Linked DNA regions of Mus musculus: region 2 is linked to region 1. Evidence: chromatin contacts called from ENCODE Hi-C or POLR2A ChIA-PET data. All regions are on one chromosome and are shown on one strand. Each heading gives the region's core, a stretch centred on a gene start or an enhancer-like site at or near the end of the contact. The rest is flanking DNA. Distances are from core to core; before and after follow the strand shown. Region 1 overlaps Abhd6 (abhydrolase domain containing 6). Region 2 holds the start of Htd2 (hydroxyacyl-thioester dehydratase type 2).

Evidence for each region. Hi-C counts contacts between places; a loop is a spot of excess contacts on that map. ChIA-PET counts read pairs that join two places held with the same protein, here RNA polymerase II (POLR2A).
Region 2: a map of regulatory T cell shows a loop between it and region 1 (2.4-fold over the local background). The contact joins the promoter of Htd2 here to the enhancer-like site in region 1. A Hi-C loop is called at or near these places in 1 of 37 maps with a recorded cell type or tissue (regulatory T cell). POLR2A ChIA-PET finds 5 or more read pairs at or near these places in 1 of 5 experiments (embryonic stem cell).

What each region holds. Positions count from the first base shown.
Region 1 is chr14:8,037,250-8,040,874 of GRCm38, reverse strand. Abhd6 (abhydrolase domain containing 6) reads right to left here. Exons shown (of 9, transcript NM_025341.4): 3 at 971-1,127. Among named protein-coding and RNA genes, the nearest start is that of Gm41094, 17 kb to the left of the region's middle. Within about 2 kb of position 1,624, at least 2 of the 3 ENCODE cell types and tissues checked have a DNase peak (open chromatin) inside an H3K27ac peak, as active enhancers do.
Region 2 is chr14:8,078,333-8,081,957 of GRCm38, reverse strand. Htd2 (hydroxyacyl-thioester dehydratase type 2) reads right to left here and starts at 1,645. Exons shown (of 6, transcript NM_001348727.1): 1 at 1,446-1,645. It overlaps Rpp14 (ribonuclease P 14 subunit), which reads right to left and starts at 1,645. Exons shown (of 6, transcript NM_025938.4): 1 at 1,446-1,645.

The DNA of each region.
Region 1 (3,625 bases), core at 375-2,874:
TGGAGGGGATACACTTTTCCCTCCGAGCCATCTCAATGGTCCAACATCTTAAAACTTAATGCTGATAGCTCAGTACTGCTTCCTCTCTTTCTCGTGTCTGACTTCCTCCAGCCATGCGGCTGCTGTCTTAGAACCAGAAGGCCAGCTCCAGTGCTTTCCCCAACACCAGGAGGCTGGTCTCCACTAACTTTTTCTTTCTCCATCAGAGACTAACTCTTAAGGTGATTACTTTCCTTTCTGCTCTGTTTAGAAGATGCAGCAACTATAGCCAGGAATCTGAGAAATGTCAGTTATCAGAGATGTTTACTGAAGAAGGGACAAAGAAGATTCATTAAGGCTGAAAGATGGCTGTCCTCATGCCATGTGAGAACACAGGTGACTCAATGACATGTGCAGTTTCCTAGGAGCACTTCGTATCCCTCAGATACTGTCCCCCTTGAAGTAGGAATCCAGGATGCTGTGCTCTCAAGACCAGTGCCAGCCACGGCCTCCCCACCAGCTGGTCACTCTCCAAAGGACAGACAGAGGCCACACAAGTCAACTGCACAAAAAGTGACTTGGGAAGGGATTCTGAAAAGCTGCTAGATCTAGATCATTTCTCTAAATGATTAAGGAAAAGAAAAAAGAACAAACGACAGTAGGCAGAGGGGTTTGGGGATAGACAGGAAAAGGAGAGAGGAAATGTAGAATTAAAAAAAAAAAAAGAACACTTTTGGAAAAAACCCAGCCTCAAGCGTCACAGCGGATCTGAGGTGAGTGAGCTATGTTAGCTCACTCCCACCCTTACCGCTGCCTAAAAATATCCACACAGTGAGAAGATTCCAGAGACACAGGTTTGTTTTTTGTTTTTTAACAAATTAGTTCTGTGACACATACAAGGGTCTGAATAATATACTTTGTTAATTTTAAGACTTAACTTGAACCGTGTTCCCACCCATCTCCCTTTAAGGCAGAAGAGTCTGAAGTGTACCTTGACCACGCTGAGCCACATGTCCTTGTGTGCGGAGAATCCATGGAGCATAAGGATGGATGGCTTGTGTCCTGGCCTGCCCCGGAAGGAGTAACAGAACTGATAGTCCTCATGGTGTGCGTAGCGAACTTGCATGCCCAGTGTCCTCCGCCAGTACCTAGGGTCAAGAAAGGCAAGACACAAGTGCATGCTCAGGGGACATGGCTTTCAGAGGGACACTGGTCCTCTCTAGAGATCCTACTTGGAGATGAGACAGATGCTTATTCCAGCTCTTGTCCTTTACCCTCCAGGGGCACTAAGAAGAGAAGTATGTCACACATGTGTTTGGAAAAAAGGGGATCAGCAGGGTGTGTGTGTGTGTGTGTGTGTGTGTGTGTGTGTGTGTGTGTGTAACAATGCACAGACAGCAGAGAGCAACAGGAGCAATATACGTTACACACATGCATGGGAATGTCATCATGAGACTGGTTACCGTGTCCAACTAAGAAATGGTAGTAAAGAAAAGGAAAAATTAGAAGGCCTAGCATTTGAATGAAAAATAAAAGCAAACAAGCAGGCAAGCCAGCCAGCAGAGCACAGCACACACGATGACCTTTCATTAGACAGCTCTCGAGGCTTCAGCTGACTCACTGCTCAGGACTGGCACAAACTGAGCCCTCTGGCTTTATTCCGCACATGGCAGCGGTTGAGGGCTCAGCTTCTGTGGGTTACATAAGCCTGGCAAGGCTGCAATTTGGACTCAAGTCCATTTCAATACGAAATTTCCATTGAAACAAATTGAACTTTCAGCATGAAAAATCTCTTCAAAAATGAAAGATAATTAAATCATCCAGATATCTCCTTTGTAATAGACTGACTCTACACTGTAGCAGCTGTAATAGGCTGATTCTACATCATAGACTGGCTCTACACTATAGCAGCTGTAATAGACTGACTACACTATAGCAGCTGCCAAGTCTTGCAAAATCAAGTCATCAAAAGTGTCCTAATATTTTGTGTGATATGGGGGGGGGGGAGAGAAGTTTAAGTACATATTCATGCTTCCTTGTATCTACAGACAGAAATCGTGGGTACACAGGCACTGTCAAGTGCTGGGCTGAAGACAGAGAATGAGTGAGAAGCAGGGGACAGATGGGCAGGGGTAATAACTGGATTTCTTTTGATCCTTTTGCAATGACTACATTAAAACAGTAGTAAAATTGGCTAGCCTAAGGCTTTTCATAGGGAGAAGCAGGCATATTTCAGTACTCTAAGTAATGGCTGTGTACCATGGGTTTGTATGTTCATTCACAGACCAACCTGATTACGTGACCTGGAACATACAGTTCTTCATTGACAATATAGGGGTAAATACTGCATTGCACAAAGGTTATAGCCAAGAGTAAATGGACTACCCACATGAAAAGTGTTTATTATTGTTATTATCATGTGTGTGCCTTGCATATGAATGTGTGTGGCTTAGTGTCTGAATGTGTGTATGTGTATGTGAGTGCAGCACTTTTAATACGTATACTGGCAGCAGCTGTGGCTGCCCTGTGGGCTCCCTGAGCCGGGGGCTGGGGACTGAGCTCCGGTCTTCAGGAAGAACAGGAAGCAGCCTTAACCACCGAGCAATCTCTTCAACCCCAATCCACACAACTTTTGTTCAAAACCCAGTACATGGTGACATTTGATAAATACTAATTAGCATTATATTTAAAACGTATCTTTCCAAATACTCATCTGCTAAGATTAAAGGGAAAACTTAGAGGCAATACTTGAAACAAATATTATCATCACAGTTTGTTGACATCTCCACTTCTCTAGGGACAAACTCAGCTCACTCAACACAGGCTAAGTAAGCACTGTACCACTGAGCTGCACCCTCAGCCAGGATTGATATCCTCATAAAAAGCTTACACACTAACATAAGCCATGCTAAAAACTTAATTCAACACTGGGCAAAATAAATGAAAGGATAACTCCGGACAGAAGAGAGATTAATGTAAAACAGAAAACATAGTGAAGTTCACTGCTAATTACGATATTAACGTGCAATAAAGTACGTCCTTTTACACCTTTGGACTCTTTGCTCCCTTGCTAGCCATCCTAAAAAAACAAACAAACAACAGCAACAACAACACTCAGGAAGCAAGGGGGAAAAAAAGAAATTTGATTGATTTAGTTTTGGGTAGAACTTGGGAGAGAAAACTTCCCAGCCCCTCTCTACCTGCCCTTATGCAATATGCAGGTATGCTGAATCAAAGCCAGGAATAATGCAGGCATAGACTTAGCTACGTGTTAGGTTGCCCAGACTGTGGGGTAAGTCTTTCCTAGGAGTCAGCTCCTCCTTTGGTCTGTCTGGTCTACCCTCATTGCCTCATTGTATGGACTTTCTCGATGAAATACGAATTTTTAAATTTTATATATACTTACTAATTTAGAGACAGGGTTCTCTTATGTATGCTGGCTCTGAATTCACAGAGAACTTCCTGCCTCTGCCTCCCAAGTGCTGGGATTAAAGGTGTGTACCTGGCTATTAGGTTGGTTTCTGTTTTTGAAGTATATTTGTATGGATGGATGCTTTGCCTGCATCTATGCCTGTGCACCACATGCATGCTGCTTGCTCTCAGAGGGAAGAAAAGGGAACGAGATCGTCTGGAGCAGGAGTTACAG
Region 2 (3,625 bases), core at 396-2,895, 41 kb before region 1:
GCATGGCTCCGATCTCTTGTTCAGCGATTCCTCCATGGCCTCAGTTTCTGTCCTCTGTGAATCAAAAATAAGGACATGGCTGCTCCTGGGTCTGGTTAAGGAGAAAGTTTACTGTAGCTATGAAGGAGAGCACAGCCAGAGGTATCTGGAAGGGTCCAGCCTGAATTTGGCCAATAGAATAGACTGGCCATGAAAAGAGCAAGAGAAAGAAGAGGGACCAAGAGTGTGCAGGATTAAGAGATGCACCAGAAGCCGGGTGTGATGGCGCACGCCTTTAGTCCCAGCACTTGGGAGGCAGAGGCAGGTGGATTTCTGAGTTCGAGGCCAGCCTGGTCTACAAAGTGAGTTCCAGGACAGCCGGGGCTACACAGAGAAACCCTGTCTCGAAAAGCCAAAAAAAAAAAAAAAGAGAGAGAGAGAGAGAGAGACCCACCAGGAGACTGCATACATAACGCATAATCGAAATGGCTGACTTACATAGGAAAGAGAAGCTGAGGGAAGTGAAGCGAATCTCGGGAGCTGGAGACGAGAGGTTTAGGGCAGGGGAAGGGGTGTGTCAGCCAAGACCACTCTAACAGGAACTTGTGAGTATGGGCTGAGAGAACCTAGAGGCTAGCATAGACTTCGATATACTAATAGGTAACCATCCAGGTTAATGGAGAAGCAATACGGCTTTTGCCAGAAATAAGACTCCTTTTAGGAAGTAGGAACCACCTTCTTAAATCCCTGAAGGAATCCCGACCTTTGTCTAAATGCCGGATTTTTAAGGAAAGGATTAATTAATTTGTTTGTTTGTTTAGCGTTTATTCCTCTGTGTAACGGAGTCCTGAAACTCACAGATCACCTGCCACTGCCTCCTAGGCGCTGGAATTAAAGGCGTGTTGAAACAATTTCTTAAGACCTAACACTCTGGGCTTCCTCCTCCTCTTGGCCTCGGCATCGCCTCTGGGTAGCCACGTGTCTCACACTCTCCAGCCTCTCTGATCTTACTCAATGTGTCCCACTGCCCATCCTATCTATTATGGTACCATACCCTCCTTGCCTAGTTCTTGCAAGTTCTCCCCTTCTGCTTCAGTGTCTGCACTCCGAAACAGAGATCTGCTTCATACCCTAGTGCTTCTCACGAACTCACGAACCGGTGTCTTGAACATTTGGGGGACACAAGACATAACTAAAGCAATTGTTTAAAAAGCCGATCCCCTACTGCCGAAGAGTAAGATTGTTCCCAACCTTGCTCCATTAACAATCGCTACTGACTTTGCGCCCACATCAAGGGCAGTGAGCCCAGCAAACGGCCGGATCAGCCCTCCCGGTCACCGCCTGTATCCGGGACCTAAGCCGCGCTGTACAGAGCCCGGCGGTGGCTCTCAGACTGACACTACAGCAGCGAAGAACCTGAGGTCCGCCACACTTCCACCTCGTGCTCCCGCGTCGCGCATGCGCACCTGCCCCGCGAGGCTAAACCGCCTCGGCCCAGGACGGAGAGGATCACTGGAATAACCGCGTTCCTGACTCTTGCACGCCGCTAGAATTCGGCATGGGTCGGAGTTCCCACGCAGCAGCCCAAGTTCGGACCTGGAAAACTGGTGATATTTACATTCGCACCGCCCCACAGACGCATAACAGGACGTGGCGTCACCGCGCCGCGTCGGTCACTGAACTAGTGCGTAACCCTCAGCGGGGGCTGAGGACGAACAGGTTCTGCGCCCTCTAGCGTCCACCCTCGGAACTGTCGTCAGACACTCTTCATGGTCATTTATTTCTACATTTATGCTCAACAGGTTATATCAAACAACCCCTCTCCTTTCTTGCTTTCTCTTTCTTTTTCTTTTTTGCAATGCCAGGGATCAAAACCACAACCTTGTCTATACTAAGCAAGTCCTCTACCACCAAGCTAAATCTGAGCCTTGCCATCTCAGGAACATCCGTGTCACGCACTAAAGACAAGATCGTCTGTCAGTTTCCCAATGTGGCTCCTAACATACACTAGAGATTCTGTTTTGATGTGGAAAAATCCAGCTGCTCCTATTTCCAGATGTAAGTAATTCCACTTCTGTATCTAATCACCAAGTCAGAATCCGTTATGCATTAGCGACTATTCTGAGTGCTGGCAACTCCGGAGAATAGGATATGGTCCTTGTATTCATGTGACATACCGTGTATATTTAACAGTTATAATAGCAACTAATATTTACGTTTGGGCCAGGCATTGTGCAGAAGATTTCACGTAAGTGATCTAATGGAACCCTCAAGCAACCTTAAGGCAGCTATTATTGCAATAGTCCCTGTTTTACATAAGGGAACTGAAGGCCAGAGAGAGACTAAATTGTCTGCCTTTGATGGTTGCCAGTGTTAATACAGATTATCTGCTTTGGCCAGTATGATATTTGTATATGCTAGGCCCAGGGAGTGGCACTGTTGGAGTAGGTGTGTCACTGTGGGCGTGGGCTTTAAGACCTTCATCCTAGCTGCCTGGAAGCCAGTCTTCTGCTAGAAGCCTTCAGATGAAGATGTAGAACTATCACCTCAGCCTGGAGGCTGCCATGCTCCCACCTTGATGATAATGAACTGAACCTCTGAACCTGTAAGCCAGCCCCAATTAAATGTCCTTTATAAGAGTTGCCTTGGTCATGGTATCTGTTCACAGCAGTAAAACCCTAACTAAAGCAGCCAGTGTTGTCCAGACTAGTTCAGGAGCACCATCTTAACCCAACTGCCTTCTGAGGTAGTCTCTGGGTATGGGAACTTGGTGATGGCTCATCACCATATTGCAGTCCTTGGCACCAGTGGTCACACAGCTTGAGTTTACTAAAAAGATGAGCGTTGATTTGGCCTGAGTGGGACACAGTAGTGATGGTAACAGTATGCCTTGCACAGCCAAGCCTGTGCCCAGGTAAGTTGGGGCCTTTCCTGTAATTGGGGAAAAAAAACCTGATATTTTTGTCCCCTAAGCTTTCATTCCTGCCTTGGCCATGCTCTGAAGTCGTGGCCTCTGTTTCCTCTCCTTCCTGCCCAGAGGAAACAAGGCTTGTTGGGGAATAAGGGGGAAAAGCTAACACAGACCCCAGAGAGGGGCATTTTCTTTCTCAAAACTAGTTTGTATTTTGGTAATTATAGCAGAATTTTAGCAGAACTATTGTATCTGACATGAATCGGAAGTTATGGTACCTAAGCTTTGAAGAAATCTTTTGTCAGTGATTATTATCTGAGATTTTATGAGTGTTTTGTTTTTGGTTTTGGTTTTTGGTTTTTGGTTTTTCGAGACAGGGTTTCTCTGTGTACTCCTGGCTGTTCTGGAACTCACTCTGTAGACCAGGCTGGCCTCGAACTCAGAAATCTGCCTGCCTCTGCCTCCGGAGTGCTGGGATTAAAGGCGTGCGCCACCACGCCCATCTTGAGTGGTGGTTTTTTTGTTTTTGTTTTTGTTTTTTTGTTTTTTTTTTTTTTTTTAGACTCTCAGAGTCTTTGCATAACTCAGTTCCAGGATAGGCCTAGCAAACTAGGAAATATCTTACGGCTGAGATTTGCTTAGGTGATGGGTTTTTCTAGACAACCGCTAAATAAGACAAGAAGTCTTGGTATGCAGAGTTTGACTTGCAATTCTGTAACAATAGAAACAACTTGA